2 separate regions of the Homo sapiens genome follow, and region 1 is linked to region 2. A link is a loop called in an ENCODE intact Hi-C map of the cell type or tissue named here. Cell type or tissue: heart left ventricle. All regions are shown on one strand. Links, peaks and the distances in the headings refer to the core of each region. The heading gives the core; the rest is flanking DNA.

What was found. A loop is a pair of places that touch in the nucleus more often than their neighbours do. Peaks named below come from ENCODE experiments on the same cell type or tissue, not always from the same donor. Only the 100,000 strongest peaks of a DNase experiment are listed, where the experiment ranks them.
Region 1: a loop joins it to region 2, with 3 times the contacts of the local background. A loop is called at or near these places in 11 of 110 quality-filtered maps.

Annotation. Positions count from the first base shown.
Region 1 is chr12:109,842,468-109,848,079 of GRCh38, forward strand. LOC105369975 (a long non-coding RNA gene) reads right to left here and starts at 1,015. Exons shown (of 2, transcript XR_945333.2): 1 at 865-1,015. RefSeq lists a silencer at 2,854-3,133. In heart left ventricle, for the core only: a CTCF peak has its summit at 3,015 (motif pointing left); a DNase peak (open chromatin) is centred at 3,014.
Region 2 is chr12:109,596,648-109,602,426 of GRCh38, forward strand. It overlaps MVK (mevalonate kinase), which reads left to right. Exons shown (of 11, transcript NM_000431.4): 11 at 1-1,478. Among named protein-coding and RNA genes, the nearest start is that of MVK, 26 kb to the left of the region's middle. RefSeq lists an enhancer at 1,881-2,570. In heart left ventricle, for the core only: CTCF peaks have their summits at 1,227 (motif pointing right) and 1,430; a DNase peak (open chromatin) is centred at 1,264.

The sequences.
Region 1 (5,612 bases), core at 1,644-4,143, 250 kb after region 2:
AACCCTGTCTCTACTAAAAATACAAAATTAGCTGGGCGTGGTGGCCCACTCCTGTAATCCCAGCTACTCAGGAAGCTGAGGCAGGAGAATCGCTTGAACCTGGGAGGCAGAGGTTGCGGTGAGCCAAGATCACGCCATTGCACTTCTCCAGCCTGGGCAACAAGGGAGAAACTCCGTCTCAAAAAAAAAAAAGGTATCCATTGTAGATTGTCAGAGCTGGGCAGGAACTTTGAACTATCTAATCCCAATTTTGTTTTATTTTTATTTATTTATTTTTAAATTTATATATATATATTTTTTTCAATAGCTTTTGGGGAACAAGTGGTTTTTGGTTACACGGATGAATTGTATAGCAGCGAAGTCTGAGATTTTAGTGTTCCTGTTACCAGAGTAGTGTACATTGTTTTTACTTATTTTTTTATTGACAGGAAATATTTTACATATTTATGAGGTACAAGTGAGTGTTACGTGTACAGAATGTGTTATGATCAGGTCAGGGTATTTGGGGTATCCATCACTCGTATTTATCATTTCTGTGAGTAGGTAACATTTCAAGTCCTCCCTGCTAGCTACTTTGAAATATACAAGCCGGGTGCGGTGGCTCCCGCTTATAACCCCAGCACTTTGCGGGGCTGGGGTGGGCAGACCACTTGAGGTCAGGAGTTCGAGACCAGCCTGGCCAACCTGATGAAACCTCCGTCTCTACAAAAAAATACAAAAATTAGGTCCAGGCATAGTGGCTTACGCCTGTAATCCCAGCACTTTGGGAGGCCGAGGCGGCTGGATCACTTGAGGTCAGGAGTTCGAGACCAGCCTGGCTAACATGGGGAAACTCCATCTCTACTAAAAATACAAAAACATTACCTGGGCTTGGTGGCGCATGCCTGTAGTCCCAGCTACTCAGGAGGCTGAGGCAGGAGAATCACTGGAACTCAGGAGGCGGAGGTTGTAGTAAGCCAAGATCGTGCCACTGCACTCCAGCCTGGGAGACAGAGCGAGAATCCATCTCCAACAACTACAATGACAACAACAAAAATTAGCTGGACGTGGTGATGCGTGCCTGTAATCCCAGCTACTTGGGAGGCTGAGGCAGGAGGATGGCTTGAGCCTGGGAGGTGAAGGTTGCAGTGAGCTAAGATTGGGCCACTGCACTCCAACCTGCGTGATGCAGACAGACATTGTTTCAAAAAAATAAAAGAGAAAGAAATATACAATACATTTTTGCTAACTATAGTAGTCACTCTACTCTGCTATGGAATATTGGGGCTTATTTCTCTACCTAACTATATGTTTGTACCCATCAACCAACCTCTTTATCCCGCCCTCCCTCTATCACACCCTTCCCAGCCTCTGGTATCTATCATTCAAGTCTCAAAAAAAACTTTTGTTTTTTTTAGATGGAGTCTAGCTCTGTCCCCCAGGCTGGAGTTCAGTGGCGTGATCTCGGCTCACTGAAATCTCTACCTCTTGGGTTCACGTAATTCTCCTGCCTCAGCCTCCCAAGTAGCTGGGATTGCAGGTGTGTACCACCACACCCAGCTAATTTTTATATTTTTAGTAGAGACAGGGTTTCACCATGTTAGCCAGGCTGGTCTCGAACTCTGACCTCAAGTGATCCGCCCACCTCGGCCTCTCAAACTGCTGGGATTACACACGTGAGCCACCATGCCTGGGTTATCATTCTATTCTCTATCTCCACGAGATCTTTTTTTTTAAACTCCCACAAATGAGTGAGAACATGCAATATTTGTCTTTCTGTGCCTGCCTTATTTCACTTAACAAAATGACCTCCACTGCCAGCCATGTTGGCTACTAATGACATGATTTCATTCTTTCGTAAGGCCAAATAGCATTCCATTGTCTGTATATACCACATTTTCTTTCTCCACTGTCCATCAGTGGGAATTTAGGTTGCTAATCCCAATTTTAAAGATGAAACTGAGACCCAGAGGACAGAAGAGGTTTGCCCAGAGTCATACAGCGGATCAGGGCAGAGTGAGAGTTGAGAATGCACAACATTTTCTGGTGTTCCTTGTTGATGTGTTGAGAAGGGCCCTACTGTATCTTCAAGTACAAGGAGTAGGCCAGGAGTGGTAGCTCATGCCTGTAATCCCAACACTTTGGGAGACTGAGGTGGGCAGATCAGGTGAAGTCAGGAGTTCAAGACCAGCCTGGCCAACATGGTAAAACCCTGTCTCTACTAAAAAAAAAAAATACAAAAATTAGCTGGGCCTGGTGGCATATGCCTGTAGTCCTGGCTATTCTGGAGGCTGAGACAGGAGAATCACTTGAACCCAGGAGGCAGAGGGTGCAGTGAGCCGAGATCATGCCACTGCACTCCAGCCTGGGGGAGAGAGCAAGACTCCATCTCAAAACAAACAAGAACAGGGAGTAGGTGAAAATGATCCGGTTTAACTAACTGCATTAAGAACCAGTTGTCCTTTCAGGAGCCTTTGGCAGGCTGTAGCATCATAATTAATAAAAATATTAACACAGTCCATTTATTGAATATCTTCTATGTGTCAGGTATTTTACACGCCTTATTTCATGTAATACTGCAAGGTAGAGATGTTTCTGTCCCATTTCACAGATGCAAAAACTGAGGCTCAGAGAGGGGAACTGACTTGTCCTGGGCACACAACTTCAAAGTTTCAGAACCTGGACGTGAACCCAAGAATTGTTAGGTGGTGGTGGTGCTGGTGGCAGTAGTAGCAGTGAAAATAACAGGACACACCTAATGACCCTCCACACTGAGGCAGGTGTGAACTCAGGGCCCCAAGACACCTGCTGGAGGAGCTGCAAACTTTCCCAACAGTGTGCAAGTGAGGCTTCTCACGTAGCCCTTAGGAAACAGCCCAAGCACGGTAGGAGGACAAGTTCTCCTGCCCCTCCTGCCCTCCCTCCGTTCCACCCACTTTGGGAGCGGGCAGGAGCCTGGTGGGGTGTGGGGAGGCGCAGGGCCTGGCGGGGCCTCCCAGCTCTGCCTCTGCGGCACAATGGGGACAGCGCCACCTACCGGGCCCGTGGGAGCTGCAGGGGCTCAAGCGCAGGCGCTCAATGCGCAGGCGCAGGGCTGTGGGGCCGGCGTGAACCCGGGAACCCATCCACCAACCAACCAGCAAAACTGAAGGGTCGTGTCCCCATATAACCTCCTGCAAACGACGGTAATTGGGTCAACATTGAACGATTACGCAGATAAGCGCCTGCCCGGGCAGCTTCATTGACTCGGTGAGCTAGAAACTGTTGGTATTCCCATTGTATGGATGAGGAAACTGAGGCTCAGAGGGGTGAAGTGAGCTGTCCAAGTCTACTTCCCTAATAGACGGCCGACCCAGGACTCCAGTATTCGATCTCATCAGGCTACGCCCCACATCACGTAAATATATCTTTGCAGTTTTATTGAACACCTGAACACCTACTAAGGCAGCTTACTATGCTCCAAACATTGTTCTAATTACCTTACAAATGGTAACATTTAATTGAAGCCTCACAACAAGACCTGTGTGTTACGGATAAGGAAACTGAAACTCTGAAAGGTGAAGTTGTAACCGAGTCCAAACTCCTTCTGCTCCCTGCATGATAGCCACTCAGTCGAGAGGCCAGGAGTTGGAGCAAGGAAAGCGACTTTATTTTGGAGAGCCAGCAAACCTAAATGGCCTAAATGTTCTAAAGAGCCCTCTTAGAATTATATGCTCTTGGGCCCGGTGTGGTGGCTCATGCCTGTAATCCCAGCACTTTGGGAGGCCGAGGCGGGTGGATCACAAGGTCAAGAGATGGAGACCATCCTGGCCAACGTGGTGAAACCCCGTCTCTACTAAAAATACAAAAATTAGCTGGGCGTGGTGGTGCACGCCTGTAGTACCAGCTACTCAGGAGGCTGAGGCAGGAGAATCGCGTGAACCTGGGAGGCAGAGGTTGCAGCGAGCTGAGATAGCGCCACTGCACTCTGGCCTGGGCAACAGAGTGAGACTCCGTCTCAAAAAAATATATGTATATATGGGCTTGGCTTTGTCTTATATGTTAGGTAAGGGAGGAAAGAAACAGGCAGACATCTGGGTGCCAGCAAGGGTCAGGGGGAAGTTTGTGAAACTTCTTTGTCCTTGGGTAATGGTCTCTCATGTGACAATAGCCAAATCTCCTTGTTCCTATAAATCGTTAACAAATTATAGTTGTCTACATACTTCCTCTTTAATCCCAAAGTTAGTTTTGAAAACTATGTGATTGCTATTTCTGCATTTTATCTCAGTTGCTCTAAAATTATCCTAGCCTTCATACAGGAATGGGTAAAGGCCTTTAAACAAAAATGGACCAGTCTGGACAACATAGTCAACACAAAAAAATTTTTTTAAAGATTAGCTGGGGCCGGATGCTGTGGCTCACGCCTGTAATCCTAACACTTTGGGAGGCCGAGGCGGGTGGATCACCTGAGGTCAGGAGTTCGAGACCAGCCTGGCCAACATGGTGAAACCCTGTCTTTACTAAAAATACAAAAGGTAGCTGGGTGTGGTGGCGGGCACCTGTAATCCCAGCTACCTGTAATCCCAACTCGGGAGGTTGAGGTAGTAGAATTGCTTGAACCCAGGAGGTGGAGGCTGCAGTGAGCCGAGATCACACCACTGCACTCTAGCCTGGGCAACAGAGCAAGACTCCTTTTCAAAAAAAAAAAATTAGCCAGGTTTGGTGGTGCATGCCTGTAGTACCAGCTGCTCGGGAGGCTGAGGCAGAAGGATCCCTTGAGCCCAGGAGTTTGAAGCTGCAGTGAGCTATGATTGCACCACTGCGTTCCAGCCTAGGTGACAAAGCAAGACCCTGTCTTTAAAAAGACAGAAGTTCTTCTGCTGTTTAATTGTTACAAAGTGAATTTCAGTTCCTTGTCTATAACAGTGATGTATTACAATGGGTTTGACATGTTGTATTGTAATGGGCTCAGTGAGTTTTAACTGAATGAATCAACAAGTCAATGTCAACCCTCGTCAAACATTTGAGCTAATTTGGGTTTCTGTATGGTTAACCTGGGTCAGATAAGGCAGCACCCCATCAGTGGGAACGCTCTGGCAGGAGGTGTGCTGAAAATAGGCTCACTGTCAGCTGGCACACAAGTGAACACGGCTGAGGGGAGATTTGGAGTTGGACATGAAACTTCTGTGGCCCCATATCTGGCTGGGTTACCCTGGGCAAGTCTCTTTGCCACACCCTTTGGGGTTCAATTTCCTTCTCTGATAAACGGGGCTACTGAGGTCCACGTCTCAGGTGGTTGTGAAATGATTTGTGTAGAGCACTTTTGCAGGGCCCGTTATATAGTGACCAATGTGTGTTGTTTCCTCCCTGCCCCAGATGGAACTCAGTCCCACTTTGACAAGGATGAAACGGGAAAGGCATAGATGCCTTTCTGGCTTTTGTCTCTGGGGTAGAAAACCCAAAATGTTCCCAGGGTCCCCGCAGGTACTAGGAACGGGGGCTGGGCTGGGAAAATCCCTGCCTTCCACAAAAAAATTGCCCTCCCGGTCTCACCGTATTATGTTAGAGGCATAAAGAAAAGATCTTTTTGAGACGGAGTCTTGCTCTGTCACCCAGGCTAGAGTGCAGTGGCGCTATCTCGGCTGACTGCCAGC
Region 2 (5,779 bases), core at 1-2,500:
TCTGTGCTGGCCAGCGAGCGCCCAGCTCCTGACACTGCTGGAGAGGCCCCAGCCGCTTGGCGATGCCAGCCAAGCTCTGCAGTCCCAGCGGTGGGACCTAGGGAGGCATGGTCTGCCCTCTGCATCCTCTGGAGCCAGCCGAGCAGGAGGCCTAGGAGGGTCCTCTGAGACTCCAGACCTGAGGCGAGAAGGGCTGCTTCCCTGAAGCTCCCACAGTCCCATCTGCTTCAGGCCCCCGCCTTGGCCTGTGTTCTTCCTGGCCGCCTGGGTCCAATGCTCAGGTGCTGGGGCCTGGTTCCCGGAGAAGTGTGCCTTCTCTCTCCCTTTTCAGGGACCGCCCCCTGTCTCTCAGGGCCAGGCCTCTCCCTCCTCCAGGAAGCCTTCCCCTACCCCTTGTCGCCCCTCCCTCCCAGAGCACCTGCTGTCTGGGTGGCTCACTCAGCACTTGGTGTGGCCTTCCCTTCTACCTAGCGGGATGGGGCTCCCCCAGGGGCTGTCCCGGAGGCGGTGGGCCTGGTTAAATAAGGCAGGGTTTATATGCACTTTCTTCCGATCTGTACCTGAGAGGTTTGTGGAAAAGATGGCAAATGGGGAATAAAAAGATTTTGTGTCAACAGTAGAGACTCCAGGCCACCAGCACCTCCCTCTGTCCCTGTCCCCTCTCCAGCTGTTTCCTCCATGGAGCTCTTCAGCAATGGAGGGAAATAGGGTTTGGGGTCACTTTGTTGTGCGTCTTGGGGATGAGGTGGCTTTTCCCAGATGGCCCTTGCTGGAGAGGGACTGGGACACGGCTCTCAGTCCATCAGCACAACTCTAGGCTGCTGCTGCGGAGGGAGAAGTTGAGCTTCCTAGCTCCAGAATCACAAGCACCCACGAGAGCACAGACCTGTGTAAGACAGGAAAGCAGAACCTGCCATCGCTCCTGGGGCGCGCCTTCCTTTCTGAAATGAACTGGCTGGATGGAGAAAACAGACTCAAATGTTCTGGCCCGGGTGCCTGGCACTCCCCACCCCCGCCCCCCACCGGCCCTATTTGAACTTTATATTGCAGTCAGCTTGGTGCTTTCCGAAATGCCATTAGCCATCAGGAAACCCTTGTAGTTGGTGCCTTGCCAGCCAGAACCTCTGGGACCCACGGACCTGCAAAGAGGCCGAGTGGAAAGGTGGGGGCCGGCGCAGGGATTTCAGGATGAGGTGAAAGCGATTCAGTGCGCGTCTGCCCTTGGCCACTAGGGGGCAGCTGGCGGCCTTCCCTGCTGTTGTCTTCCTGCAGGGTGAGAGGAGCAGGAGCCGAGCTCCACCCCCACGCCAGCCTTGGGCCCGGCCTGGGATCACTGCTGGGAACGTGAGAGTGAAGGGAGGACGCCTACCCCAGCTTAACTTGTAGAAATGGCCCCAGATCACTGATGGCTGTTCCCTGCCCCTTCCCTTCAAAACACAACGCATAAAGCAGTAATACTAATTAATACTGAACGCTCACTGTGGACTAGGCGTGTTTACGCATCGCCCCTTCTCATCTCTGCCCCGACCTCAGTGTCATTGCTAGTCTCATCCCCGCTTTACAGACCAGGAAACCAAAGGTCAGAGAGATCGAGTAACTGGTGCAAGTCCACACAGCTCATCAGCATCTGAGGCCGGATTCAAATGGACTCCAGAGCCTGCTCTTAGCCCCTACGTGTGTCTGCTGGGTGCGGCTCTGTGTGCAGGCTCACTGCGATTTTTTAGCTTTCTGTGCTCAGGCTCGTTTTTCTGGATTCGGATGTATTTGACCGGGGTGGGGCTCGGACCTGCATGTTTTCCTCCCCACGCGATTTTAATGAACAACCAGGCCAGAGGCTGCTGTGCCCTCAGTGATGGCGCTGGCTGACAGCCAGCCTCCAGCCTTTAGGAGGTGGGCCTGGGAGCCTCCCCAGGCTTCCATAGATGTCCGCGGCAGCTGTGAGATGGGTGCAGGGGACAGAGGCTGAGACCCCCAGAGCCCGTCTGCTCCTTGAGGCCCTCTCTCTCTCATTCCCTGGGGACAGGATGTCACTCCTGGGGCAGGGGCCAGCTCAACACTCTTGCTCCAGTGAAGCAGCTGCCGGTGCGCTTTGGCCAGAGCAACCTTTCAACCCAGCCACCCCTGCGGCCACCATATGGGCCTGGTGTCACACTCCTGGCTACCTTGTAGACAGTTGGCACTTGCGGCTGTCACCCCTTCTCATTGCCTATTGCAGTGGTTCTCGCTCTCAGAGCTGCACCTCGGAACCACCTAAGGACCCACGAATTCCTGACTCCACCCCAGATATTCTGAGTTAATCTGTCTCAGCGGTATCTTTTTAAAAAGACATCTTTTAAAAGCTCCCAGGTGATTCTAACGTGTGACCAAGCACCACATGGTGCTGCACACCTGTAGTCCCAGCTACTCAGGACGCTGAGGCAGGAGGATCGCCTGAGCCCAGGAGTTGGAGGCTGCAGTGAGCTATGATGGTGCCACTGCACTCCAGCCTGGATGACAGAGTGAGACCCCGTCTCAAAAATATTTTTAAAAAATAAGAAAATGCAGCCAGGGCTGAAGATACCGAACTGGATGACCCCAGGGTCATCTCTGCACGCCATTGTGGTGGTTGAGCACTTCAGCCCTGCCCACCCCCTGGCCATGTGACCTTGGGCAAGACAGCTTACCTCTGGAGGCCACAGCTTCCTCATCGGGAAAGTGGGATTCACTAATACCCACCTTATGGAGGTTTCGTGGGGATCAATGAGAAAATATACAGAAGGCCCTTGACACAGTGCGTGGCACACGGTAAGTGCTCAATAAATACTCATTATTATAACTGTCTTATGCTGAGAGATAAGGGTGTCTTCCAGAGCCCCAAAACTTCAGAATGGTGCACAGAGCTGGCTCAAGGCGCCCTGCCCAGATGGTCCAAAGCCCCTAGGTTGAGACCCCTTGGGTCGCTGTTGGAGAAACACACCTAAGGCCCACCGGCTTTCCCACCTCCCTGCTTCCTCTGCAAAGAGGCGGTCACATAGCACTGACACCTTCTTTGCGAGGGGAACAGCAGTGCCTTTCAGGTCATAAGCTGGAGCCGCTCCCAGGGTCTGCAGCCTGAAGTTCTCAGAGAATTTCCCTGGTTCTGGCAAGGGTCTCACTTTGGGAGGCAGGCAGGAAATACTGTGGTTCTTTCCAGACAGAGTAGCTGCTATGGTTGCACTGATGTCGTCTCTGTCAGTGAGGAGTCCTTTTATTTATTTTTAGACAGTCTCACTCTGTTGCCCAGGCTGGAGTGCAGTGGCGCCATCTTGGCTCTCTGCAACCTCTGCTTCCCAGGTTCAAGTGATTCTCCCGCCTCAGCCTCCCAAGTAGCTGGGATTACAGGTGTGTGCCACCACGCCTGGGTAATTTTTGTATTTTTAGTAGAGACAGGGTTTCCGCCACGTTGGCCAGGCTGGTCTCGAACTCCTGACCTCAAATGATCTGCCCACCTCGGCCTCCCAAAGTGCTGGGATTACAGGCATGAGCCACCACACTTGGCCTGGTGAGGAGTCTTTCCTCACCAAGGTTTCTGTGGCCTGCTGGCAGCCAGTCGCGTTGGCTGGCTGGCTCCAGGTCAGCAAGCGTGGTGGGGGGCCGGCCCTGCCCTTCGCTTGTGCTTGGCCCAGCCAGCTCCTTTCTCCTCCACGGCTGTTTTCCTCCTTGTTTCCTCAGCTAGCGCCCTTTGGAAGACACCTGGCTCAGGGGCCCGCACCTCGCAGGTGCTTCCTTCCCCAGCCCTTCCTGGTTTCCAGCTAATTTTGGACAAGTTCTTTGGCTGTCTCTTAGCACCTACTGTCTTCTAGGAAGGGGCAGAGAGCTGGATTTGAGGCCAGGAGCTCTGGTTCCTAGTCTGAGCTCTTTAGTTCTCAAATTATAATATTTTTACTATTACAGAAACAGTGTAAATACACTGTAGAAAGAAAATACAGATTAGCAAAAATCACATCAAAGCACTGTGTTTTTACCATACAGAGATTACCCCTGTGAACAGCTGCCACCTTTCCCTCTGTGTGTGTGTGTGTGTGTGTGTGTGTTCATGCTGTTCGATAAAGTGAGATCATACTGTACATGCTGTTTTGTTACCTACCTTTTTGGTTTCCAGTCACCTTTCTCTGTCAATATGTTTCATCTCTAATGCCCAGGCTATAGTCACATTTCCTCCAGTTGGGCCAGGTGTCCGGCACCCTGTCTAATACCACATACCTGGCTGTTACAGCCCTGGCTTCTCTTTTAATCTAGCACAGCAGCCCTACACACACACACACACACACACACACTCATACCTATTTTTCTCCATGATATGACTTGCTTAAGAGACCCAGCGGATCATCCTGCAGAATGCTGTGTCTTCTACACTGGTCATTCAGAATCCAGCCCCTCCACATGGCTTTGGGAGGTCTTGAACCCTTTACTGAGCACCTACGATGTGCTCAGCATGGTGCTAAGTGCTTTGTGTGCTTTATCCCTGTGAATCATTTCAGTCCATTGAGCTAATTACCGTGCTTATCCCCATTCTGTTGGTGAGTAAACTGAGGCCCAGAGTAGGGAAGTGACTTGCCCAGGGTCACGTGGCAGAGTGGGATTTGCACGCAGTTCTGTGTAACTTCAGGGCCCTGCTCTTAGCCCGTGTCTAGACTCTCCCCGGGGAGGTGACTGGTGACCTCTCCGAGCTCCCTCTCCCCACCATACCTAATTGACAGAACTGAGTTGTCACATCTGCCCCAGCGGTGCTGGCCCAGCTCACCCCTGCTGCCCGCTTGGCCCTGGCTGTGAACACCTCAGACCCCCAACCTACACAACAAACAGGCAAAGGGAGCAACCTGCCAAAGAACATGATGTGTGGTCTCACAGCACTGTGCCCGGAGCCCCCACCTCCCCATATCCAAGGAAAACCTGGCACTGGGCCGAACCTCACACCTCACACCTCATGTCCTCAAAACTGAAACAGACAAGGGCAATGGTCTCCCAATGAATGCTTCAGTTGCTTGAATCCAAAAGTGTCAGGGTCAGGAGGACCCTTGGAGATCACACAGTCCATCACCTCGTTTGCTGTGAATGCGGAGACCAAGACTCAGAGAGGGCAAGAGATTGCCTAAGGTCACACAGTGAGCCACCTTGTCCTCTTCCTTGCCATTTGGTTTTCTCCATGCGGCAGGGTTGTCACAGGAAAAGCACTTGCAATCCAGAGATCCGTCTTCAGGCCCAGCTTCTGCACCTGCTGGCTGCGTGACTTCCAGCCGGGACTCCTCTGTACCCCCAACTCGGCCTCAGTTTCCTCAAATGTAACATCCCAGGCAGGGTGCTAAACCCCTCAGGCATCATTCCACTTACTTCCCACAGCAACCCTGCAGACCAGGTACAACAGAACCACAATTCTTTGTCCAAAATCCTGGGGCCAGATGTGATGTGGAATGGAGGATTTTGCAGGTTTTAGGGAGACCCCCTCCCGGCCCATGTTTCATTCCACGTGGCATCTGGGGCAGCACCACCAACCCCTGACTCTATATGAAAGGTACGAAGAGTCCCACTAAGTCGAGTGAAGGCCATAAATAATATGTGAGCCTATGTGGCACTGGCCTTTTTTTTTTTTTTTTTTTTTTGAGACAGGGTCTTGCTCTGTTGCCCAGGCTGTACTGCAGTGGCAAGATCACAGCTCACTGCAGCCTCGACCTCCCAAGCTCAAGCAATTCTCCCACCTCAGCCTCCTGAATAGCTGAGACTACAGGCATGCGCCACCACCCCCTGCTTCTTTTTCTACTTT